5 separate regions of the Mus musculus genome follow, and all the other regions are linked to region 2. A link is a loop called in an ENCODE intact Hi-C map of the cell type or tissue named here. Cell type or tissue: left cerebral cortex. All regions are shown on one strand. Region 1 overlaps Syt16 (synaptotagmin XVI). Region 2 overlaps Prkch (protein kinase C, eta). Region 3 holds the start of Gm34552 (a long non-coding RNA gene). Region 4 holds the start of Snapc1 (small nuclear RNA activating complex, polypeptide 1). Region 5 overlaps 1700086L19Rik (RIKEN cDNA 1700086L19 gene).

What was found. Peaks named below come from ENCODE experiments on the same cell type or tissue, not always from the same donor. Only the 100,000 strongest peaks of a DNase experiment are listed, where the experiment ranks them.
Region 1: it touches region 2 in a loop (4-fold over the local background); 32 of 42 quality-filtered maps call a loop at or near these places.
Region 3: it touches region 2 in a loop (12-fold over the local background); 5 of 42 quality-filtered maps call a loop at or near these places.
Region 4: a loop joins it to region 2, with 5 times the contacts of the local background. A loop is called at or near these places in 3 of 42 quality-filtered maps.
Region 5: it touches region 2 in a loop (8-fold over the local background); 30 of 42 quality-filtered maps call a loop at or near these places.

What each region holds. Positions count from the first base shown.
Region 1 is chr12:74,000,036-74,005,035 of GRCm38, reverse strand. The region is part of intron 1 of Syt16 (synaptotagmin XVI); the gene reads right to left. Among named protein-coding and RNA genes, the nearest start is that of Syt16, 4.8 kb to the right of the region's middle. In left cerebral cortex, no CTCF peak of the experiment used is centred here; DNase peaks (open chromatin) are centred at 1,501 and 2,175; H3K27ac peaks cover 1,693 bases.
Region 2 is chr12:73,702,589-73,707,588 of GRCm38, reverse strand. It overlaps Prkch (protein kinase C, eta), which reads right to left. Exons shown (of 14, transcript NM_008856.4): 9 at 4,677-4,850. Among named protein-coding and RNA genes, the nearest start is that of Gm34189, 77 kb to the left of the region's middle. In left cerebral cortex, CTCF peaks have their summits at 2,120 (motif pointing left) and 2,987 (motif pointing right); a DNase peak (open chromatin) is centred at 2,098.
Region 3 is chr12:74,314,378-74,319,377 of GRCm38, reverse strand. It overlaps Gm34552 (a long non-coding RNA gene), which reads left to right and starts at 2,216. Exons shown (of 3, transcript XR_872825.2): 1 at 2,216-2,422; 2 at 3,966-4,086. In left cerebral cortex, CTCF peaks have their summits at 2,187 (motif pointing right) and 4,936 (motif pointing right); DNase peaks (open chromatin) are centred at 2,236, 2,743 and 4,869; H3K4me3 peaks cover 878 bases; H3K27ac peaks cover 575 bases.
Region 4 is chr12:73,961,482-73,966,481 of GRCm38, reverse strand. Snapc1 (small nuclear RNA activating complex, polypeptide 1) reads right to left here and starts at 1,985. Exons shown (of 10, transcript NM_178392.5): 1 at 1,736-1,985. The coding sequence starts at 1,920. It also overlaps the pseudogene S100a11-ps. In left cerebral cortex, no CTCF peak of the experiment used is centred here; a DNase peak (open chromatin) is centred at 2,025; H3K4me3 peaks cover 1,992 bases; H3K27ac peaks cover 1,177 bases.
Region 5 is chr12:74,291,089-74,296,088 of GRCm38, reverse strand. 1700086L19Rik (RIKEN cDNA 1700086L19 gene) reads right to left here. Exons shown (of 4, transcript NR_030735.1): 3 at 651-766; 4 at 139-536. Among named protein-coding and RNA genes, the nearest start is that of Dbpht2, 3.9 kb to the left of the region's middle. In left cerebral cortex, a CTCF peak has its summit at 2,225 (motif pointing right); DNase peaks (open chromatin) are centred at 1,322, 2,227 and 4,912; H3K27ac peaks cover 1,514 bases.

The DNA.
Region 1 (5,000 bases), 300 kb before region 2:
GGTTCTGGGCTTGGAAACCACCTCATCTCCTTGTGGTAAAGAGATTCTGTTCTGGGTGTGGAGTGCTAACAGACTCCTCACCACCGACAGTCACAAAATATCGATGGCTTCTGCACACAACCTCTTCCCAGAGAGCTGGAGATAGGAATTTGGAATATCTATCTGTCTGTAAAGAAAAGTATTGCCCCTTCCAAAAACCAAGAGCCAGGTCCCCCATAAAATCTATTCCTGAGTCATAGTCCTCCCTCCTTCTCAAAGGTGCGTGGACAACCAGATCTAGGTTTTTGAAAAGCAGAAGGGAGATTTATCTCAACCACGTTTCCATAGGGGAAGAGAGTGGTTCTCAAACGTATGTTCTAAAGCCCTTTGGTACCTTGAAATTTTAAAGTTCCCCAAGAACCTCATCATTAATGAATTTTCTTTATCCAATGTCACTTTAATTTGATGGATATAAATTAATGCACAGAAATTAAATAAAGTATACGCAAAACTTTAACAGAACCTAATAATTTTTTTTCAAATTCATCTTTCAGACTTTGCATCATGAGGATCATCCAGAAGTTCGGCAGTGAATGAATATTTCAGCTGTCAAACTAAGTGTCTGTCTTAGGGTATCTATCTCGGCGATAAAACTAATAGCACCTCGAGGAGGAACGGGTGTCTTCCATCTTAACAACTATCGAGCCCCACTCCATCACTAAGAGAAGCTGGGAGCAGGAACTCTGGGCTCTGAACTTTCTCAAGGTCACTAGCATCTGTGTCCAACAGCACATGCATCGTAAGTGCACACACATTCGGTACCCACGACAAGCGTACTTACACAACACAACGGTCAGGGGAGAAGAAAACACTATAATTCATGCTTCTATTTAAAAATCTAGAGCTCGGCACCTTGCGTGGTTTGTTCTAGAGTCTTATATTTCTGAACAGAACATTTGGTCTTCATTTTATATTCCTCACAATAATAGAATTAATCACTTGGTACCCTATTTCTGGATTGGTATTATGAAATTAGCTATAAGCTATGGGAAGTGTCTTGTAGGAAAGGAACAAACAGATATTTGTTTAACACCTACTATGTGACAGGAACTTTGCACCACCTCATTTGCTTCTTGTAGCTCCCAGGAATGCAGTAAGCAAGGTCCTCCAGGAAGGCAGTTTACCTGAAATAATCAACCCATTGAATGCCAAAGCCAGAGCTCATAGCTCAGACACCTCGGAAGTCAAGTGGAGGTCCCTTCCACTGCATCACACCTGACTGAGCCACCCAGGCTTCTGAGATGCCTCAATCACACCATCTGAAAACCCGGTGCCCGGTAGCTTGTGTTCAGACTGTTCTCTCAACATAAACCAGGGAAGTTTTTATGCAGGGTTTGGATTTTTTAAAAAATCATCTTTTAAATCTTAACCTTCACTCCACTATGAGTCAAACTACAAAGTGTGACTTGCTGCATTCCTAAAATAAGAATCCAAAGAATATCACACTCTGACAATATGAGAATCTATGCTGCTAAAAACTAGAAATTGATATCGATTTAAAAAAGAAATCCACTCCAAAGGGATAGCATCCATCATCAACTGTAAACTGCCTAACACGAGATGTGCAGCATCCTTCATAGAAAGGGTCCCATGCAGAACTTCATAGTGTGCCTCAGATTCCTCCCTCAATCGCTAGAGCATGGATTCTCAATCTGTGGGTCACGACCCCTTTGGGATTAAAAGCAAGCCATTCACAGGGGTCACTGAAGACCATCGGAAAACAAACTTATTTATACTACAATTCATAACAGTATCAAAATTACAGATAGGATGTAGCAAAGACATTTTATGGTTGGGGGGGTCATCATAACATGAGAAACTATTAAAAAGGCACAGCATTAGAAAGATTGAGAGCCACTGTCCTAGGAAGAGCTGTCACTGTCTGGTTTATTGTCCAGATAGCCATTGCTAAATGGAATCTCAGGCACATGTCTATCAATACATGATGGTAAATAGCAGTTAGGGACGAAACGACATTGTAATGACCTAAGAGTGAATGTCGTGCAAACCTACCATATTCAGGAAGAAGCCTAGCCCTCTGAAAGGAGCTGGCCCAATGCTGTTATGAAACACGTAGGACACGTTCCATATTCATTTAGAGAGTCAAGTCAGTCGTGAAAAAGTGTCAGTGTGTACCAACTCCAAATGCCAAGCAGAAATTAAAACAAGTGGCATCGAACTCAAATAGCACGGGAACGTGTTCATGCAGATTAACATCCAGGATGGTTTATGACTATAACATCAGCTCAGTTAATCGGCTCAGAATATTGTCTCCAGACCTTCCGTATGTTTTCTTCTCAAATTTCATCTTGGTTTAAAAAGCAGAAGTGGGAGACTGAAAAACAAGGCAAGAGCCAGCAACCTCTCGGACCTTTCCCTCACACCTGTGAAGCCTTAGTCACGCTGAAACCTGAACACATGTATCCCACAGCACGGAACTTCCCAGGCCTCTTGCTGCTAGCGCATCATACTAACTAACCATCCCCAAAGGCTGCCACCTGTCTGAGTGTCACTTAGGTATAAGCCCAGTACAGAAAGGAGATGTGCACACAGCACACTGACCCCTCAACAGCTAATGTAACCATGTCTGGACTTGCTTTCTAAACACCTGCATTAATTAAGAGTGTGGCAATGGATGTAAAAAGATAACCTGTGAATACGGAGGCACTCGGGTACATGGGGGTCCATTATATTTCAGTGCATATAACGTTTTCCATAATAAAGAGCCAAACCAAATTTAGGAGTCCATAACTTTGAACCTTTCAAAAATTAAACTCTGAAACATTAGTTTAGAGTAGCTAGGATACACAAAAAAAAACAAAAAAAAAACAAAAAAAAACTTACAGAGAAATTGCAAGAACAAGAGATCGCTAGTCTTACCAAGTGACATCTTGCTACGCTTGCATTAGCCCTTTCTTGCTCATGTGACGCGCACATACTTATAAACACGCATGTACATAGATATTTGTGTTTCCTCAACACACGAGATTTAGTTGCAGATAGATGCCCCCTCTTCCTAAGTATGTCATCTTCCCCTAACAAGAAGTGCATTCCACTTATAAATGTAATAAAAACATAAAACTTGTGAAACTTGACACTGATGCTATTTGCCTCCTATATTAACATGATCCATCTTCAAAGTGCTTTTTGGTTATGGTGTTTCAGCACAGCAATAGAAGCCCCAAGGCAAATGGGATACTTAAACACAACACTGTTCTCTACAGCATTGATCTTCCTGATCTAGGGTTTAACCTCAAATCCTCCATTGCCCTGGCTGTCTCCTTAGCATGGATAAAGCCTCCGCAGTCTCCCGTGACATTAATATCTACAAATGTGCCTCCGTTCGTGTTTAAATGGCGTCTCCTTGTGATTAGAATCAGGTCGTACATCTTTGGTAAGCGGCACCCTGTCCTTCCCCAGAGCTTCCTATCAGGACAGCAGGTTGTTGCAATTCTTTATTTAAGATAATGTATCTCAGGTTCCTCCACTATAAAACTACCATTTTGTTTTTACAACTAGCAAGATATCGGTGGGGGAATTCTTCTAAGAGTTTAGGTATTCCACTGCCTTAGGGTTTCTTCTGCTGTGATGAAACACCACAACCAGAAGCACGTTGGAGAGAAAAGGACTTACTCTGCTGATGCTTCTATATCACTGTTTATCCTCCAGGGCAGGAAGTCAAACAGGGCGGGACCCTGGAAGCAGGAGCCAATCAATGTAGAGGCCATGGAGGGGGTGCTACTTTCCGGCTTGCTCTCCATGGCTTGCTCAGAATACGTTCTTATAGAACCCAGGACCAACACGGGATATCCAATAGACAATGGGTCTGGCCCTCCCCCATCAATCACTAATGAAGATCTCAGGGCAGCATTTTCTCAATTGCAGTTGCCTCCTCTAAGATGATTCTAGCTTATGTCAAGTTGACATAAAGCCAGCAGCACACTGCTCCCTTTACACGCGTGTTCAGGAGCCACAGGTGATTCTTGCTTGAACTGATTATTGCTGTGGTGTTTATTAGAACACAATGTTTTCTGCAGAAGACAGCACCACCAATGAATTGTCCAAGTTTCCAGGTCTGCTGTAATTTTCTACCTCTTTGCCTAAAGTTATAGTTGTCATCATTTGTCTCAGTCATTACTGGGATTGAAGATAGTTTTACTCAATAATGAACTTATTTGCACTCAGGCAACTTTCTTTTAGAGTCTACACGTTCTACTAGAACGTGTCAAGCACCCATCTGGCAGTAAAAATCCAACTTTTCCTGCTAGGGCTCCGCATTTACCTCCTCCTGCCCTGACTCACTCACTTCCTTCCACACTGAGAGGAGTAGACATTGCTGATGGAGTTGAAAAGATGAGGATAAAGTAGCTGCAGGTTGCTGGGAAATGGAAAGGGGAGTGGGGAGGAATGACTGCTGGTAGAGACTGCCTGCCTGTGGGTTAGCAGCAATCGGCTTCTAAATGGACCAGGCAACGGTGACTCATGAGCATCCATGCAATGGACCAGGAACAACCCAAGCAATCCAGAGAAACTCCTTAAGATACAGAATACTTACTGCAACACCTCTGGAGATCCAGCAGCCCAAGGATTGCCCGAGACTTCTGGGGGCACACTTCAGTTAGCTATCTCCAACCACTCAAAGCATGCCTGCTGTCCTGGAGAGTTTACTCTTTTTATTTCTTTTTTTTTTTTTTTAGTAATATTCTATTTACTCAAGACTTTCATACAATGTGTCTTGAATGTTTTTCTTTTTTAAAGATTTATTTTTGAAAATTATATGTGTCTGTGTGTTTATGAGGGGGTATTTTCAGAGACCCTCAGAGACCAGACAAGGGTGTTGAAACCCCTGGAGTTGGAGTTACAGGTGACTGTGAGCCACCCAAAATGTATGCTGGAAGTTAAACTTGGATCCTTGAGAAGAGCAGAATACACACTTAGTTGAAGTGCAATCTCTCCAGCCC
Region 2 (5,000 bases):
TCAAAAGTTAAAATGGAATATGCGTATGATCCAACCAACAGTTCCACAAGCTCGGTTTATATCCAAGAAGTCTGAAGTCAGAAGCAAGATGATTGAAAAGAGAACTGCACGCCCTGTTCACGGCAACATTATCATCGTATGGCTGGATGGACAGAGATATGGATGGATGGACCCAGAAAATGTGGGGTGGATACACAATGAGCCATCGTTCAACCTTAAGACGGGAGGAAACCCTGGCATGTGTGGCAACACAGATGGATCTGGAGAAGATTAAGTGAAATAAACCAGGCATAGAAAATCAAATCTAAAGAACTCCCAGGAGCAAAGGATGGATGCCAGGGCTGAGGGTAGGAGCTAGGGAGCTGTCAATCAAAGACTATCAGCAATGGACTAATAATATATATTAACCATCTTTAAGGTTTAAGCATTTTTAAAAACATTCATTTATTCATTTGTTTGTGTGTGTGTGTCTTTATATGTGAATGCATGTATGCCACAGCAGATGCAAGGCAATTAGAGGACAACTTTAGAGACTTGGTTCTTTTCTTCCACTCTGTAGGTCCCAGGGATCAAATTCATCAGGCCATCAGGCTCAAGGCAAGTGCCTTTACCCACCACCCCTCACCAACCCAAATCAAGCATCTTTACATACAACATCTATCGTATTATTGTATTGTGTCTGTTGGCTACACAATGAAAATAAAACCAGCAGACCTAACAGCTTTTACAGGTGAAGATAAAGACAATTACTCACAAAGTGTTGGAATTCCTGACGCTATCAGAAGGTCTGCGATTTCTCACTTATTTCTAACAGTAACATTTAAGGAGAGATATGAGCCAAAGAGTTTAGGGATTTTTAACCTATGCAGAAAGCTTGATAAAGTATCTAGTGTTTGAAAATTGCTTTTTGTTTTATTTTTGGTAGGAACAGAAGGAGCTCCTAAACTCCCACTTTATGGTTTAGAGGGGGGAGCTCTGGGACGTTGCCCTTGCTTGGTGTGGGGAAGTGGGTTCATCACGGAACAGCCTTAGCTTTTAAAAAGAATTGTTATTCCTTGAAAATTCCATAGACGTGTGCAATGCATTTTAACCATATCTGTTTCCCATTCCCTCTCACCAGGCCCCTCAATATATTTTTCTTCTAGCTTCAAATCTCCCTCCCCAATAATCCATTAACTCCAGCAGTGTGCCCATATGGACATGGCTGTGGCGTCATCCACCGAGGCTCGGGCAGCTAGCTGCGGCCCCGACCTGTGAGTAGTCAGTCTCTTTACCTTCCCACTGGATCCTCACAGAGGTCTCACTTCTGAGACCAGGACTTGGAGAAACGCAGAAAAGACTTTGACAACAGACTCAGCATTTCGACCTAGGGTCACCGAAGAGAACTTGAGTGGACAGTCCCAAGGGCAATGCTTTTCCATCTCTCCAGGCAGATGCTTCAGTAGCTGATGTGAGACTGCACATGACCCATGGGTCAGAGTCAGCCTGGCCTATACCTGAACCCTGTCTCCAACACTACCAAGCCAAGAGGACCTTAGTGAGCTCCTCCCATCTCTGGGCTTCAGCAATAGAGATTCCACAGGGCCAGACATGAGGGAGTTCACGTTACTGAACATGGACTCTCCCAATGAAATGTCATTTGCCAGGCCATTTGGGGAAAACTCCAGTGCCCTAACTAGATGAGCTACTCAGAGGACAGAAGGCCACAGTTAGCACCCGACTCCTCACTTGAGGGGCCATGGCTTGCAGAGTCAAGTAGCTAGAGCCATCCAAGTTTACCGTTCCTCGTAGTGACTAGCATTTCCAGTCCTTTATAGCCAGCTTTACAGGAGATAGGGGTAGACATGGAGGATATTTCCAGATGGAAGAATAACACTTGAGTCCCATAATTTCCCAGAGTGAAATGAAGACCCTGTCTCTACCTGGCCATGTGAAGAACTCATTTGCTTCTTGGTTCCCATCACTCCTTTCACCCTCTAACCTGAAGGTCAGAGCATTCCTCTCCCCTCCTTCTTTGTTTGGGAGCCAGCACCTGTAACCCACAACCTTTAAAAATGCTCCAGACTGTCACTGCTCAGGTGGTGAGAAATCAAGGCCACTTTACAGTCACGACTGCCACCCTGTGGCCAAACATCAGACCTTTAATAGAAGAGGGGGGAAAAAAACAAAAACAAAAAACAACCACCAGGGATGCTAATGAAGACTTCAGCTGTAAGTCCTAGGAATCTCTATGCCCACTGAAACTTTATTACTGCACAGGGTCACTGCACAGATTAAATACGACAGTACACACAAAGCTGTCAGAACAGTGCCTAGAAGGCAGACCATAAAATGTCAGCCGCCATGTTAACTACCATAGAGGTAAGCACCACTGGACTCCGTCCAAATCTTAAATGCTCGAGTTTCCTGAGCAATACTACCTCCAATAATATGCCACGTAGAAATGCTCTATAAACATGCAAAAATGAAAGTACACGGGGACTTGTGGCAAGATGGGTTGAAATAAAAAACCAGATAGGTAATTAACCACACACACACACACACACACACACACACACGTACGTACGTACACGCAGAGACAAGGGATAGATGGATGGATGAATGGATGGATAGATAGATAGATAGATAGATAGATAGATAGATAGATAGATAGATAGATAGATAAAGTCTAAATATACAGCCTTGGCTGCCTGATTGGCCTTGAAACCACAGAGGTTTGCTTGCCTGCCCCTGAAGCCCAAGAACTGAGATTAACAGCATAATCCACTGTGCTTGGCACAATATGTTCTTAATACAGAATACTCTACAGCTATTAAAAATGAAGCAGCTAGATGTATGCCAATATGATAAAACCTCCAAGATTTAACTGTTACTGTGTTTTTAAAAATTAGTGCAGTCATAGTCGAAGTTCAGTCTTGTTTGCGTTTTAATTTTTCTAATTATTTTGTGTGTATGGGTGTTCTACTTCCATTTATATCTGTGCATTACATGCATGTCTGGTACCTGGCAGAGGCCACAAGAGGGCATTAGCATTCCTGGGAGTGGAGTTATAGACCATGTTAGGCACCGTGTGGCTACTGAGAATTGAACCTGAGTCCTCTGGGAGAGCAACCAGTGCTCTCAACTGCTGAGCAATCTCTGCAGGACTTTCCAGATTTTGTGTTTTTTTAAAGGGTGGTGTGCATCTTTTATGCATCAAAAACTCCTTAAAAGGCTTCCTGTGACAGAGAGAACAGACATGTGGAGGATGCACATGCCGTCAATTAAAGAAGCTGGCTTTCTGTGATTAAACCTGGCCCTTCATTCCTCTACATTAGTTTCTTCCCAGGTTTTCTGCTGCATTCCACAGCCTGGTCTTTGAAGTTACAGTCCTGTGCAGTCACAGTCAAGACCACCTCAGCTTTAGAGCCTCACTGAGCTTCGTTCACAATGGATGCTCCGCCTCAGCCTAGCTCTGTGGAGCTGTTTACCCACTGTGGGAAGCATTCTCTTTGCCAGCAATATCGAAGTCTCACCTTCGCCTCAGCTTAGCTGTTAATTTCCATCACCAGTAAGGTGGGGTGCCGCTGTGTGTTTCCCCAAGGGCACAACCAGGTTCAGTCTCCCAAACAATAGGAAAACCTGACCTATCTGACAGGAAATCTGACTGGAAGACCTGTTGGAACTTGGATGGATGCTTTCTTAGAGGTCACCTTCTTGCTGATTAGAGAAGCCCAAGTATGGACCCAATTCTAGAAAGGCGGCAGCATGACCTGGCCCAGAGAATGGACCAGAGTTAGTGCAAGATGGTTTTGATTCATTGGCTCCATCTTGGTGAGCTATCTCCTCTCCCAGCTCCTGCTGCTAAAAAAAGATGACCCAATAGACCACGGAAGAAGAGTGGCCCATGCTACCCCATGACCTCTGTTTTGGATGCTGTCCTGTGAAAGTGTGATGTGTAAAGGTTCATCAAATACTGTGAGCTACCAAGTAGAAGACATGTCTAATGGCCCTGGGCCACAGATCCAATCCTAGTGATCACCACCAGACTTTACACTCATCCTATTGAACCAAGGGCACCATGATTTTTGTTTAAACTCTCATTAGCTCAGCATTCTACGGACTGCAACAAAAGGCATCCTAGATTGCTACTCTTAACCCATCGAATCCCAAGACTAGTGAAGGCACCAGGCAGAGGAACTTTATGGACAGGAACAAGATCTTGGGATGAATCAAACCAAGGTGCTCTTTCTGGGTCCTTCTAGATCCACTTCTCGACTCCTTCATTCGGGTTCAAGGCTGTTCAGAACTTAGGACAAGAACCATAGCCAAATTCGCCAAGATAACTCATGACATTGACTCTACCCTCAGACTTCTGTAACCGCTCTACTGCAGGAAACTTATATATGAAGACCTTTTCAAAATCAGGGACCACAGCCCTCAAGGTGAGCCTTTCATGGGACAGCATGAAGGAAGGGGTTAATGTATTAGCCCCTATCACTTGTGCCCAGGTTGTCAGACATGGCAATGCCTTGAGGGCCGATTCCAGGCAACTCCGTGACATCTTCAACACCTCACTAATATCTCCTCTTTCTGTGAGACAGGAGGCTGTGAGGTGGGGAGCACCATCATAGTCACTAGGATAGAAGGGGGAGCACCTGTCATACTCATAGTGGGGAGTACCCAGCCATACTCACTGGAGTCTGAAAGCAGCAGAAGAGCTGGGTGAGGAAGGGGTGGTTGCGGGCCAAGGACAGGATCCTCTTCTCAGTCATGGTGCACTCTACATCATCATCCTGCAGAATCACGTCCTTCTTCAGCACCTTCACGGCGTACAGTTCTCCTGTCTCCTTTATCCTGGCAAGCATCACCTAGAGCAAAGCAGGAGGGAGCATGAGGGAGACCCGAGGCTTGAGAGTGTGGGTACATGTGAGAAGGTCCGGTGTCCCCCCACATACATGTACGCCAACAGCACACATACACAGCATGCTTGTTACTTCAATCCAGCCGGCCAAAGCCCA
Region 3 (5,000 bases), 610 kb before region 2:
AGTATATTGTGTTATATATTGTGTGACAAAGTTATAGTTACATAACTTTATTGCAACTCTAGACCTTCATTTATAACCAAATTATTCCAGGAGAGACAGATCCACATGTCCTCAGAGACAACATGCACATGCCCATAGACAAATACATGAACATTCCAATGCACATACAAGCGTAAACATTACACTCACATGTCCCAAACACACATAGTTATGTTTACATATTCACATGTTCATGTGCACACATATCCACTTATACACTCACGTATCCACAGATACTCATACACAGAGAACTGCATGCACAGTGTATTCACATTCACACATACACTGTGCACATGCACAAGCACATATAATTGCACATCCACAGGCATGTTACAGATACATGCAGTAATTTGTGCAATACATTCATATGTGCCTACTCAGACATATCCCTGTGCAGTATATGCAGGCACATGCACACACATACACATAGCTGTACCCAAGCAGTTTCAGGATCTTAGGTAGTGACAAACGCATCAAGGTCCCTCCAGTTTCATCAGAGCTGAGACCTGTCCTAGCATAGGTGGCCTCTTCATATCCAGCTATTTCAGGACGTAGGTATATCTGGCACAGCTGGGGCTTCCTGTGGCCACTGACACCTGCCCACTATTCCTAAATTCTGTGCCCTTGCCTGCTCTTTTCTGGACTGCATAAACTTCTATCCCCATTTCAAAGGCAATAGAAATCTTTTCCCTCTTTGTTTTTTTTTTAAAGCATGCCTAGTATTTTATCCTGTTCCCCATCTGAAATGTAGACTATCATTTTCTGTTATACTAATGTCTCAAATACAGTCATCCTATGGATGAAATATTGCACTGAGCCCTATCCTGAGCTCTGCATGTGTCAGGGACAGCCATTCTGTCTCAATTGGCTTGGTGACAGGAGCATTCTCCAACATCACACCAAAGAAACTTGCAAGACAGCTCAGCAAGCTAGCGGAGCAGGGTGGATCTTCCCAGGCCTCCAACCCTAGGGACGGGGATGTTTACCCAAAATTTTTAAATTCTTTCTTCTTATCATTAGTATGTTTTTAGTGGTGTCATTATACTTTTTAGTATTATACATGGTGACATCTTATGTTGCTTATTTGCATTAGGAAGATCATAGTATTTTACTGACCTTCCAATCATTTAATCTCTCAAAACTTGCAATATAGGCTCTAAGGAATCAGCATTCACCATACTCTGTACTGTTGCATTCTGGGAAGGTCACTCGGGCTCTGAGTTCAATTCCCAACACCTTGGATGCCTAAGGAAGCTGTCACTGCTGATTGGCCATGATTAGATATTGGCATTTTGTGATGCTGAGAGGAAAGTCTCAGAAGCTGGATTCACAGAACACAAACACTGCAAGTGGGGAAAGGCTAAAAGTCAGGCTGCAACGAGGCTGACCGACTATTCAAAGAATCACATTTTATATGGAGTCATGTGAGATGGCAGAGGAGCCCTGTAAAGTTTTCAGTCTAAAAGTTTGTACAGGTAATTTCAAGATACCTACCACCACCATTTTATAATCACCACAAAAGATATAAGGTTAAATTGGGAGAAATTGGCAACTGGTTCTACATATTCTCTTTAAAAGTATCTTTTTACTAACTATATGCAAGAAATGAGTGTTACATTAAAGAACAGGACAGACATCGTCCCAGGAGTCACCAGGATTGGGTAAATGGCCTACTGATGAAAGAGTTGAGATGACAGACACCATTACCAGGGACTGTTACTTAGTAACAGTCCTCCACCCCACCCCACCCCACCCACACCTGCCAGACATCTGCTCCAAGAAGGATCCATACCTTAAGGCTGAGCCAGTGAGATCATTTGCTCTCGTGTGCTTAGAGATGAGCTCTCAGTTCGATTCATGATCCCTGGAGACTCACGTTCCAAACTTTTTTTTTCTTATTCATTTATTTATTCATTTACATACCAAACTCTGCCCTCCGGGCCACACACACACAAAGTCTCTGCCCCCACTCCCTCCCCATTACTTCTTCTCACTACCACCACCACACCACACCCCCGGGTAACCGCCCACCCTGGCCCATAGACGCACGTAATTGTGCAGTTTCCAAACTTGGTTTCAGCTTAAAGGGGATCCTGGGAAGAGTGGCAAGACCTTTAAGGTTGGAACTATGATGCCTCTTGCCGCCACAAGGGGGCAGATACGGGAGCTCAGAGAAAGCAGGGAGGAAGGAAGCTGCTTAGCAGCAGAGAAAAACCTGATTCCTGAGGGATTGTGGGAGCCCCACCCAGCTCACCGGAATCCAGCGACAATTCTGCGATTCGTTTGTCACTTGAGCTGTTGTTTGTTTGTTTGTTGTTTTTTTCACAGTTTGGAATATATTTCTACCAACAATTTCTAAATTGACTGGTAAACTCAGCACACGGTAAGGGTTTAGTCCCAGGAAAGCAAAAGCAGTAGCTACGATAGGAAAGGGGGAAAAAAAAAGAGCCCTGAGACAGAAGAGCGCGTGCACACACAAAAGCCCAAAGGAAGGTCTGAAGAGAGGGCTTGATCAGTAAAGTGTTTACTCCCCAGTTCAATCCCAGAGTGTGCACAAGAGGGAGGGAGGGACCGACGGAGGGGGGGAGGGGATGGGAAGGACGGGGGGGGGCGGGGGGGGGCGTGCATAAAAATTAGCAAAGCCTGGAGTGACAATGTTTGCCTGGGGAGGGTGGGAGTAGGAGAATTCCGGAAAGCTCCAAAGCCAACTAGCCGGACACAAAGAGACCCTGTGTCTAAGTGGCAGGTGAGGCTCAACTGCCAAGATTGTCCTGTGACCTGATTCACAACCCGTGCTCACACAGGCACACACATAGCTCATGCACGAGGGTGCACACACAAAAGAGAAAAATAACTGGTAAAGCAATTATGATGTCCCTACGGTTTCTGTATACATACATACACATGCGTACAGAGGCACGTGCACGCGTGTACACACACACACACACACACACACACACACACCAATATTACTACTAGGGAGTATGCACTTCTCTCTTTCCCATAAGAAAACAGGTTTCCAAAAACTTGCACACAAAAAAAAAAAAAACACTATCATTTTAATGATAAATAAGATGAAGACATCTGTGAAATAAGAAACAAAGAAGAACAAAGAAATCACATGTTGGGTCTACCTACACTCACATGTCCACGCATGCACACACAAGTTCATGTGCACTTGTATACTCATGTGTCCACAGACATTCATGCACACCAAACTGTATACACAGGCATATTCACATGCATACATACTGACTGTGCATATATATATATATATATATATATATATATATATATATATATACTGACTGTGCATATATATTTATATGCACAGTCATACATATGTGCATATATATATGTATGTATATATATACATACATACACGCACACACATACACAAGCATGTGTACATATATATAATATATGCCTCAATATGTAAACATGTATATATACACATTCATGTGTGCATACTCAGACATATCCCTGTGCAGTATATGCAGGCACATGCACACACATACACATAGCTGTACCCAAGCAGTTTCAGGATCTTAGGTAGTGACAAACGCATCAAGGTCCCTCCAGTTGCATCAGAGCTGAGACCTGTCCTAGCATAGGTGGTCTCTTCATATCCAGCTATTTCAGGACATGGGTATATCTGGCACAGCCTGCTCTTTTCTGGACTGAATAAACTTCTATCCCCATTTCAAAACCACTAGATGTCATTTCCCCCTTTTTTTCTTAGCTGTGCCTAGCATTTTACCTTGTTGCAGACATTCACTTGCTGTTACACTAATGGCCCCAATGCAGTCACATGTTCCCTGCCATTTGCTCACGTGCATAGCAGACAGGTAGGGAGGCAGACACCTTCTCCTATATGGCTCTGGGTTTTGTGTGTGTGTGTGTGTGTCTTCCCTTGGGGTGTCCAGGTGCTGCTGCACACCAGCAGGGAGGATGGAGCAGAGCCAAGTTCTGAGTTCCAACTCTTCCTTGGGGTGCCCAGGCCCTGATGCACTCCAGGTGGGAAAGGATGAAAGGAAGTCTGAACAGGTGGGTCAGTAGGATCTTGGTCTGTCAGTAAATCCTGGGGGCAGGGGTGGGGGTGGGGGGGAAGGGGGGCGAGCCTCCTCCAAAGATTTCAGTGTTACATTACAGCTTCAGGGTTGCAGCTCTTTTAGAAGACAGCTCTCATTACACACACACACACACACACACACACACACACACACACCTTGGAGATTAAGAAGAGGTTCTTCTTAGAGTGAATTTTCCCTAGCTAAGCTTTAAGGTTGGGGTGGGGGATACCTCATTTGCATGGAGAGTCATTCCAGGAAGGCGAGCTTGTAATTTCGTCAAGGATTACATGACATTCCTCAGAAGATTAGGGTTGGGCTCTCTAGATGAGGCAGAAAAGAGGAAGCCCCAGCAAAGTGGCATGCAAACCATTAATTTTTTTTTCCACTATTAGAGACAAATCCAGGATCTTACAGGAAGTAAATGCCCTCCATGGCTGAGCTCAGCCCTATACCATGACCTTGACCCTCAGGAAACATTTCCACTTTTCGCTGGGCATCTTTTAATTTAGTGGGATAAATGAGACAAGCTATATGTTCTAGAATGGTCTACCCAGTTAGCTCAGCATCTGGCCCATTCTTAGCTGAATACTCGACACGATCCTCTGCCAGGAATGGTTTTGTTGGAATCCGATCCTAATGCCCAGACTTACAGACTAAACAGGCAGCTCTGAGCTGTACATTGCTAGGCTAGGCAGCTGATAATATCAAAAGTGATGTTGCACACTCTGCAATATTTAAACATTTTTTATGTATGTAGATGTTTGGCCTACATGGATGTCTCTGTACCATGTGTGTGCCTGGCACTCTTGGTGACCAAAAGAGGGCAGTGAATCCTTTTAAACTGGAATTGAATATGCTTGTGAATTGTCAGGTAAGTTCTGGAATGAG
Region 4 (5,000 bases), 260 kb before region 2:
TCAAACTTGCAATTCTCCTGCCTCTTGATCGCTCTAATTAATAAGCCTCTGATACCACACTTGATAAAATTAACTTCCTCTAAGTGTCAATTTTCTTTCTTTTTATTTTTTTTGTTTTTGTTTTTTTCAAGACAAGGTTTCTGTATAGCCCTGGCTGTCCTGGAACTCACTCTGTAGACCAGGCTGGCCTCGAACTCAGAAATCCGCCTGCCTCTGCCTCCCAAGTGCTGGGATTAAAGGGGTGCGTCACCACGCCCGGCTATAAGCTTCAATTTTCTAATCTCTAAAACATGGAACACTTATACCAGCTTTTCAGAGCTCTAAGTTAAGTATATTAGATAATGAATCCATTACAGTTAGCTACATAAAATATCAGTTGTACAATAAATAATTTTTGTTGTTATTTGGGGTTTTGAGACAGTGTCTCCTGCAGAATTCTCTTTGTAGCTAGGATGGCCTTGTACTCCTGGCCTTGATTCTCCCCACATTCTGGGCATTCTCCCCACATTCTGGGCATTCTCCCCACATTCTGGGCTTAGAGGAGTGCTGCCCCAGAGCAGGTTAATTTCATCACCTGTAGTAATTTACACCTTAATTTGTAATAACTGACAATCTACATAATAGTCTAAATCAATAATATAAAAAGTTCTATTTTATTCAACAAAAGATCTATTAAGATTCCATTCAATCATTTACCCTTTTCAAGAATTTATATGGTATGGTAATTAATACAAACACCGTATTCAAACGTGGGCAAGGTGGTGAATGCCTGACCTTAGAAGGAAGAGTCAGGCAGATCTCAAGGCCAGTCTGGTATAACGGCAAGTTTCAGGCCAGCCAAAGCTACACACAATGAGGGCAAGTCTCAAAAACAAGTAAGGAATACCACATTAATCACATGGCTGTTCTCACTAAGTTCAGTCTAAGGGAGAAATCAAAGAGTAGTAATAACTCTGAACATTAATTTCACACGTCGAACCAGCTAATATATTGATTCATTTAATTCCCACACTATCATGATCTAGTTTACAGACAAAAAGGGTTGTCTCAGATCTGGGGGAGGGGGACTGGAGAGCTGTATTCAAATCCTGATGCCCAAGACCCATCATCTCCACTCTTCACCGTTATCCAAGACTGCGTCTCTAATTATGAAATATACTCTAGACGGTGAGATAAGCCCTTCGTGCTGGGGGTAGACAGAACTCGAGCCTCTCACTTAGTCCCGAAGGCCAAAAGAATTCCCTAAAGAACTGTCATTTGGGTTCAAAAATGACTGACGAAGTGGACAAGCAAAAGGAGATGGAAAATTCCCAGGCTAGGAAACGCCAGTGGAGTACCAAAAGCAACTCGAGCCAAGAGAGTGAGTGCAAGGTGTGGGCACTGGAGATGAGGCTGGGGACAGAGGTAAAGGCAGCTACTGGCTTGAATCTAGGCTTTATCCAACTAAAGGCGATACACAGAGATTCAAACCTGCACTTGCAACGTCAGTTGTTGCATGCTAAATGAATTCGTTCGTAGAGGACCCTGTGTCGGTGGGAATACTTTGTTTCTAACCGCGGATTCATTCGGCAATCAAGATTGGAGGAGGTTTGGCCTCGGATGGAGGCGGTGGAGATGCAGAGGGCCGAGCCAGCAGAGTGCAAGGGCGACCCACGGAAACCGCCAAGGCGGAGGTCGGGGATGCAGGCTGCGTTCCCCACAGGAGAGACAGGGTAGGAGGACGAGGCACACCCACCAGAAGATGGTCGCGAACTTCATGCTGCGCCAGAGCTCCGTGAAGTCCTCGAAGCGCACGCTGTCCATCTCTTGGAAGCGGCTGAGCAGCGTCTCGTAGTCAGTCTGCAGGCCCGGAGGGATCCCCACGCCTTCAACAGTTCCAGCGCCCGTGGGACGGGTCCCGGCGCCCGCAGGAGTCCCCATGCTCACTCTCTCCCGGACCCGGCTTCCCCAATGCCCAGAAGGCCCTGTAGCACCGCCCCAGTCACGTCACATCACGTACGCGCACTCCGTGACGTACTATCCGGGACCTCAAGCCCCGCCTTCATCCGGGTCTTACCTGGCGCCTGTGGCGCTTCTTGCGCGTGCGTAAATGCAAGGTGATTTTAGTCTAGGAAGCCGAACTTGGTGTGATACACGCCTTTAATTTCAGTGCTTGAGAGGCAGAGACAGGAGGATTTCTGTGATTTACAAGCCTGTCCGGTGTATGCAGCGAGTTTCAGGTCTACATAGAGAGACCCTCTAAATAAATAAATAAATAAGACCTTCAAATTAGATAAGTAGGTAGATAAAACAATAGTAGTGCCTGCTAACTATTAATCAATAGGACATGAAGACTCGATTTCTCTCTCTCTCTCTCTCTCTCTCTCTCTCTCTCTCTCTCTCTCTCTCTCTCTCTCTCTCTCCCTCCCTCCCTCCCTCCCTCCCTCCCTCCCTCTCTCTCTCTCTCTCTTTCTTTCTTTCTTCTTTTTTTTTTTTTTTCCGAGAAAGGGTTTTCTGTATATCCCTGGCTGTCCTGAAACTCATTCTGTAGATCAGGCTGGCCTAAAACTCAGAAATCCGCCTGCCTCTGCCTCAACTAACAGCCCCCAAAAGGATTTGAGGTCTTCATTGCCTCCTGACTTATGTAAACTACACTTAGCCTGCCAGTCTTCTTTAAAGTGACTCTACAGTAGCAACCACCCTAACCTCCCTCCACGTGGGAAGATGATCTAAAGAGAACTTGTTAGGGAAGGAACTCCCGTGGTTCTTCCTCATTGCCAAGATCCCCTACAGTCTATGCTTACTTGAGTGATTAATTTGTGGCTCTCCAAGTAATATGCAACCACTCTGGGCAGCAGTTGCTGTTTCCTACCGTTGTTGCCTCTGACAATCTAGCACACTGTCTGATATACTGTTTGGCTAAAGTAGCTCTCTAGAAATCCCACTTTTTAGCTTCTCCCAGGGGCTTGTTACGGGTTAGCATTCTGTATTTGAACTGTATTTCTGTTTTGAAGGCACACTAATCTTTAGAAAAGGTATTCTGGGATGTGCTTGTATGGATGCATTTATTTTATTGTTTGTAATGGTTTGTTTGTGTGTGTGTGTGTGTGTGTTTTCATGAACACACCTCCTGGCCCATGTGGAGGCCAGAAGTTGATGTCCAGTGTGTATACATATATTTTAGTTGTAGTGGGTTTTTTGGTTTGTTTTGGGTTTTTTTTTGTTTTTTTGAGACAGGGTTTCTCTGTATAGCCTTGGCTGTCCTGGAACTCACTTTGTAGACCAGGCTGGCCTCGAACTCAGAAATCCGCCTTCCTCTGCCTCCCAAGTGCAGAATTAAAGGCGTTTGCCACCACGCCCAGCTATAGTTGATTTTTAATTTTATGAAAATAGAATTGCAATCTACAACTCATATTCTTCAAAATATTTTTAAACATTCAAGATGTATCTGTGCTGCTATTTGCAGCCATAGTTCCTATTTTCACTGTTGAATTAACACTAATACTTTGTTGAATTAATACACAATTTGCCCACAGTTCCCTCTTGGAGTTTATATAAATTCCAGATTTTGCTATCATAAACAAAGCCACTACAATCACATCTCCACCTACTTTGTAAGGACAAAATACAGAAGACTTAATCAAATTTGAATTTTCATATCAACTTTAAAGCTTACTTCCTGTGACAAAAATCCTTAAGACAATTTACTTTAAAAAAAAGAAAAGAAAATGTTAGCTGGGTATGGTGGTGGTGCACACCTTTAATCCCAGCACTCAGGAGGCAGAGACAGGTGGATCTCTGTGAGTTCAAGGCCAACCTGGTCTACAATCTGAGTCCAGGACAGCCAGGGCTGGTTACATTGAGAAACCTTAGAGAGAGAGAGAGAGAGAGAGAGAGAGAGAGAGAGAGAGTTTATTTGGACTTCAGTTGATTGTTAGTTAACCCTATTGCCTTGGGAGGAACGCAAATGATGGAGCTCTTAGGGGTATGTGTGTGTTTGTGTGTGTGTGTGTGTGTGTGTGTGTGTGTGTGTGTGTGTGTGTGTGTTGGGGTTCAAGAATCACCTCCCAAACCATACAAACACTGATCTTAAGTAAGAATAGTTTATTGAACAGACATCTTCATACTGAATGTTTGGGACAACAAAAAGGACTCAGAAGCTTAACTGTAGTATTAGACTGCTCTCAGGATAGACTTTTTATAGGAAAAATCAGCTTCAGACATTTAAAGGGCAAGGAGGCGAGCAGTTGGCTTCCTAGGCAAAGCTCTTTGGTCCTGAGTACAGTAAGCAGGGTGGTGAACAGGGAAACTTCAGAGCATTGAGATAACAGAGCATGCATGTTATACTCTTAACTTTGGGTTTATTAGTAGCATTCTTCAGTGTCAGCCACAAAAACCACCACGAGCTCATACATAGGTGCAGGAAGGACTGCCAACTGCTCAGCTCTGACTCAAGATATTTTAGACATAACAGTTCAGATTGACCTTTGATTTGATGGGTCCTACATAAAGTTTTGTAGAATTTCTTAAGATTAGCAAGCCTCATACAGAACAAAACAGGGTATGTGGTCAGGATGTCGTTGCTTTAAGCCCAGTCACTTCTATGTGTCAATGATTGGCAGGCATGTTATAGCAACACTATGAAATAGCTGGCAGGCATGGAACAAAATGGCTACAGCTATTCTGGGGGTGAGTGTTAGATCATAACTTCTTGTTGTTGTTTTGGCATTATTTTTAGGGGTGTGTGGTGGCCATGGCATGTACGTGGATACTAAAGCACACTTTCAGGCAGTCACTTCTCGCCTTCTGTACAGGGATCCTGGGATTTCTAACTCAAATCTCAGTTTTCCCCCTGCAAGAGTTTCACTGACTAAATTGTCTTACTGACCCAGTTTTTCTTTTTCTCTTTTTTCTTTTCTCTTTTTAAAAATGGCATTGTTTTATTTTTGCCAGCAGGCGTGGGATACATGTTGCTGTAGGTGTGCTGTGCTCAGTGCAGGTGTGGATGGGGTCGGGGGAGG
Region 5 (5,000 bases), 590 kb before region 2:
AGGGGGTGCTGGGTAATACCCATTATCCTCTCCCCTTGGTTCAGCATGCATCTCATCACTGAGATCAAGTGCACTGGTAATGAGGGTTTTCTATTAACATCTTCACTATAAACAGTTCAGGCATTTAGAAACAGAATATCAATGAACTTAACAGTTACTTTTTAATTCATTTTATAAATGAGCAACTGAGAATTTTGCTCCAAGTGGTCACCAGTGTAGCCCATCCCATAGATGGTACTCTCCGAAGTGTAAGGCACAATGTGGTAGGAGTGCAGCTCTTCATAGTAGAGAGACTGGGAACAGCACTCCTGTACCATAAACTTCAGCCGTTTTCTCGTATCAGAATAAGCAGTCTTATAGCAGGGAGCTTCCTTGAAGTATTCATAGCTCTCTTTCTCCGTCTCTAGGTGTATCTTCCTCAGCAAATTGTTAATTAACACAGACCTTCTTAGGTAGGTTTCTGGGTCTTCAAGAAACCTGAGCTTCTCTAGGGAAAGTTTGAGGATACAAGTCCTGTCTTCCGGTAATATCAGGTGCTAGGAAGCAAACAGAACCGTTATTCGCCACACACACAGGACACTAAAAAACTAGAGCTTTGTGCTACCAATGACATTCGGGAGGGAGACTTGGGAGAAAAATTAAAGCCTTACTTTTGGAAAATACCCATGGGAATCTTGATGTAGATCTTCTTCTTCTGCATATTTTCTCTTAAAGTAGGCTACTTTCGACGTTGTTGATGAATATGATAGGACTTCTCTTGGATAAGCTAAAACAGAAAAACAGTTGGAGAAAGGTCAGGTGGCATTGTGGCTAAGAGCATTTCATCATATAGAGGGCATTTGTAAGCAGAAACCCAGCCACCCCAGAGATTTCCACCTGTTCACCAAACAGCACAGTCTGGCACAACTGGCAATTGTCTTAAGATCACAATACTACTGGCGGAGAAATGCCATTTGAGACACAAAATAGATGGTCGAGTTTAGGGTTCTATGACCATTTCCTTGTGCAGTTCCAGAAATCAAGTTCAAGTGAGGTTTAATTTTGTGTGTGAAGGAAACTTCTCTTTATAACAAGTGAAAACCATTACAGAAAACCACAGCCCATCGAATTGTAGAGTTGTGGAGCCAAAGGACACATCTACAAGAGGTGCCCACACATAAAGCTCAGGGAACATTGCAGAACAGGGGGTAGAAAGAGAGTCAGAGATTGTGTCTCCTAGTAACATCGGAAGCTACACACAAAGTCTCACCGACATGACTGCCCAGATGTGGGCTGAGCAAAGACAGACAGATCAAACTGGACAGAAAGAAGCCCAAGAGGCATTAAGCCTACACAAAGAGCTACAGGCAACTTAGGAACGATAGGAGTAGGAGTCACCATCCTCCCTAGGGGAGAGCACCCCAATTGTCCAGCGCCAAATGTGCTGGCCATGAAAATAGAAACACAAGTGACATCATGTGGACTAAGAGAGCTATATAGAGAAATATGCAAATACATATACGTCATGCAAAAACAACTGATAAAGAGAGAGACCATGAATTTGAAGAAGAGTGGGAGGGAGAGTTTAGAGGAAAGAAAACGAAGGGGGAAATGTAATTAAAATACAATTACAAAAATAAACAAATTTTAACTAATTGATATAATGGTCCTGACATTTAGCATAATTGAGGTTAATAATGAGGAAATTATATATATATAAAATTGATTGTAGTGTGTACTGGCTAGTTTTGTGTCAACTTGACACAGCTAGAGTTATCACAGAAAAAGGAGCTTCATTGAGGAAATGCCTCCATGAGATCGAACTGTTAGGCATTTTCTCAATTAGTGATCAAGGGGGAAAGGCCCCTTGTGGGTGGGACCATCTCTGGGCTGGTAATCTTGGTTCTATAAGAGAGCAGGCTGAGCAAGCAAGCCAGTAAGGAGCATCCCTCCATGGCCTCTGCATCAGTTCCTGCTCCGTGACCTGCTTGAGTTCCAGTCCTGACTTCTTTCAGTGAAGAACAGCAATGTGGAAATGTAAGCTGAATAAACCCTTTCCTCCCCAACTTGCTTCTTGGTCATGATGTTTGGGCAGGAATAGAAACCCTGACTAAGACACAGTGTAATATGTGAAAGTAGAAAACCTTTGTTTCCTCCTTGAAAATACGACTGCAGCTGAGGATTCTGACTTTAAGGAAAAACAATTTAGAGGTCGCGGATTTCCAAAGGAGTTCCCAGAATGTACTCTAGATGGCACTGTGGCCACAGAATGGAAGCAAGATCAAACTCCCAACACAACAGATTCCAATTCAAAACAGAGAGAACTAGAAAACCTAGTCCCCTTTGGTATTCACTCGACCTCTGCAGTCCAGAGGGAAAGCAAGCTTACATTTGAACTTTGTTTACTTCACCCTAACCCAATAGTTCTGATAGAACCCAATGAGTCACAAAATAATTAGCATATAAAGACATGTAGGCTTAATAAATTTACACTGACACTTGATGCTTTTCCTCTAAACTCTAGAGCTTTTACAGGCTTAAATATTGAAAATGTGCTCTTCAATAACATGCTTTGTGTCGTGTTTCCTTCATCTTGGAGCCACGCCGGCCTAGCTTCACACAGCCCTCCCTCCTGCAGCTGGATGCTCTTCCCGAGCCAGTAAGGAAAGCCACATACCTCACCTCAAGCATCCCAAAACCTCACTGCTGTCACTGTGGGTTAAAAACCCAAGAGAGCCCCTAAGCTAGTGGGCGTGTGTTTTATTAAGGGATCCAGGGTTCAAAGCACGTGTGCATCTGACCAAAAGGAGAAGGTGACACGATAAGGACACGCGACTGAAGCTCCGTGCGCAGAGTTCCTGGATTTGATGAACGACAGTTTATGTCGATTTCTCACTTACTTGAAAGGGTTAGGGGGAAAAAATAAAACCGATCAAATAAATAAAACAAATGCATCCGCCCCCCAAACCCAGTTTGCTCTCCTTTTCTTTTTCTTTTGTTGTTTTTGTTTTTTGTTTGTTTGTTCTTTTTTAAGATACAGAGACTGCTAGGGTTACATTGAAAGCTATTCATCAGATAACTAGATAACAAAGCTTTTGCTTATCCCTTGTAATAATGACTCCTATTGTGTACATGCACACATGTACATGTGCATGTGAACATGTAGTGTGTGTGTGTGTGTGTGTGTGTGTGTGTATAGTATATGGGTGTGTATGGGTTCCTGTCTGTGTACGTCTACATACAGGTGTACACAGGTATGTGCACATGCAAGCAGAGTCCAGAGGTCATGGGTTTTCTTCCATGATTGGTCTCCACCCTACTCATTTGAGATAGGGGTTCTCACTGAACCTAGATTCACAATTGAGTAGACTAGTTAGCCAGTGACCCTAGGGAGCCTCTTGCCCTCAACTTATTAGCATTCAGACTATAGGTCCTTACCACAGCCTGGCTTTTACAGGGGTGCTTGGGCTCCAAACCCAGGTTCCCCTGCTTATACAGCAAGCACATGCTGAGCCATGGACGTCCTCTATTCCTCTTTAATTAATTGTCTGACTAACTGATCTAACAGTGGTTCTCAAATGTTAACACACACCAGAATCTCCTGTAGGGCTTCTTAACTACTGGGCCCTTCACTCACCTTTCCAGTGGGTCTAGAGGGGAACTTTTGCACCAAATCCAACTGAGATCTATGCCAGCTAACCTGAGAACACATTTTGATATCCCGAGTGTTACAGCACCAGGCAACTATACTAGCAGGCCTTAAATGTTGAACTCAGCCAATCAACTGACACCCAAACAACTGGGTTGATTGATATTGTTATTGTGATTTCAGTCAGCCTCCCTTTATCAGCTTGAGTGCTTTCTTTTTTTTTTTTTTTTTTTTTTTTTTTTTTTTTTTTTGCACCATGAACAAAGCCAACTCACATTGTAATTACACAGTAAAGAATAAAGTCCATTTTCAACAGCAGCCCCCAGGTTCACCTTAAGAGGATCAGTGCCTATTGCTAACACTGGCACTTGGGCAGGTCACAATGTTTCTTGGAAAACTCTAATGAATTACTCTAGTGAAGGGAAGAGTGAGGAAAGACTTGGAAATTAGAAGCACAGCCTTGCCGTAAGCAACATTGTTTCCATCTATACATGTGTCCTTTATTACATATTGGCTTGCTTTGCCATCTTAAGTATGTAGCCATTTGAGAGCAGCACGATGGACTGCAAATTGCAGCCTGGAGCACCAGGTGTCAAATTTACTGTTCTGTCCTCCACTCCCCACTGATCCTCCAGGGAAGCTATTTCAATTTAACAGATCAATATATACACACCTATATCTATATCTATATCTATATCTATATCTATATCTATATCTATCTCTATCTCTATCTCTATCTCTATCTCTATCTCTATCTCTATCTCTATCATCTCTATCTATATCTATGAGATTATATATATATATATGTATATATATATGTATATATATATATGAGAGATGCATGGATGATGTATAGATGAATGGATGGATGGATGCATGCATGAATTCATGAATGCATGCATGGATGGATGGACAGACAGACAGATTGACTGATTCCGGGTCACTATATTCCAGAAGTTACACTAAAATATAGAATGCAACAGACCCTGAAAATACAAAGCAAATACTCAGAGGTCTAGACTTGAGCCTGTTCCTCCTGGGCAAGGAAGGCTCTTAGTCACTCAGTTTATTGTTCTTGAGGAACACCCTCCCCCCCACCCCCCCACTGGTGAATTGCTGAGCACCTTTGCAACTGCTGTCAGTTTAGCAAGTCCCTCCAATGCTAGCTGCCTGGCTCTTTGCAATGTTTTCCACATCACTTTTTGGAGGATGGTTTTAGCCATTTTGAGGCTAAAGCCTGTAACCAACGTAAGTTGCTACATCTGTTACTTGCTAGATTAAAACTCAAAATCTTCTGAGCTGGCAGCTATGCGTTGGCCGTGCCTTTCAGCCTCCTTTGAGCACGGAGGAGCAAACCAGGGCCCAGAAGAGA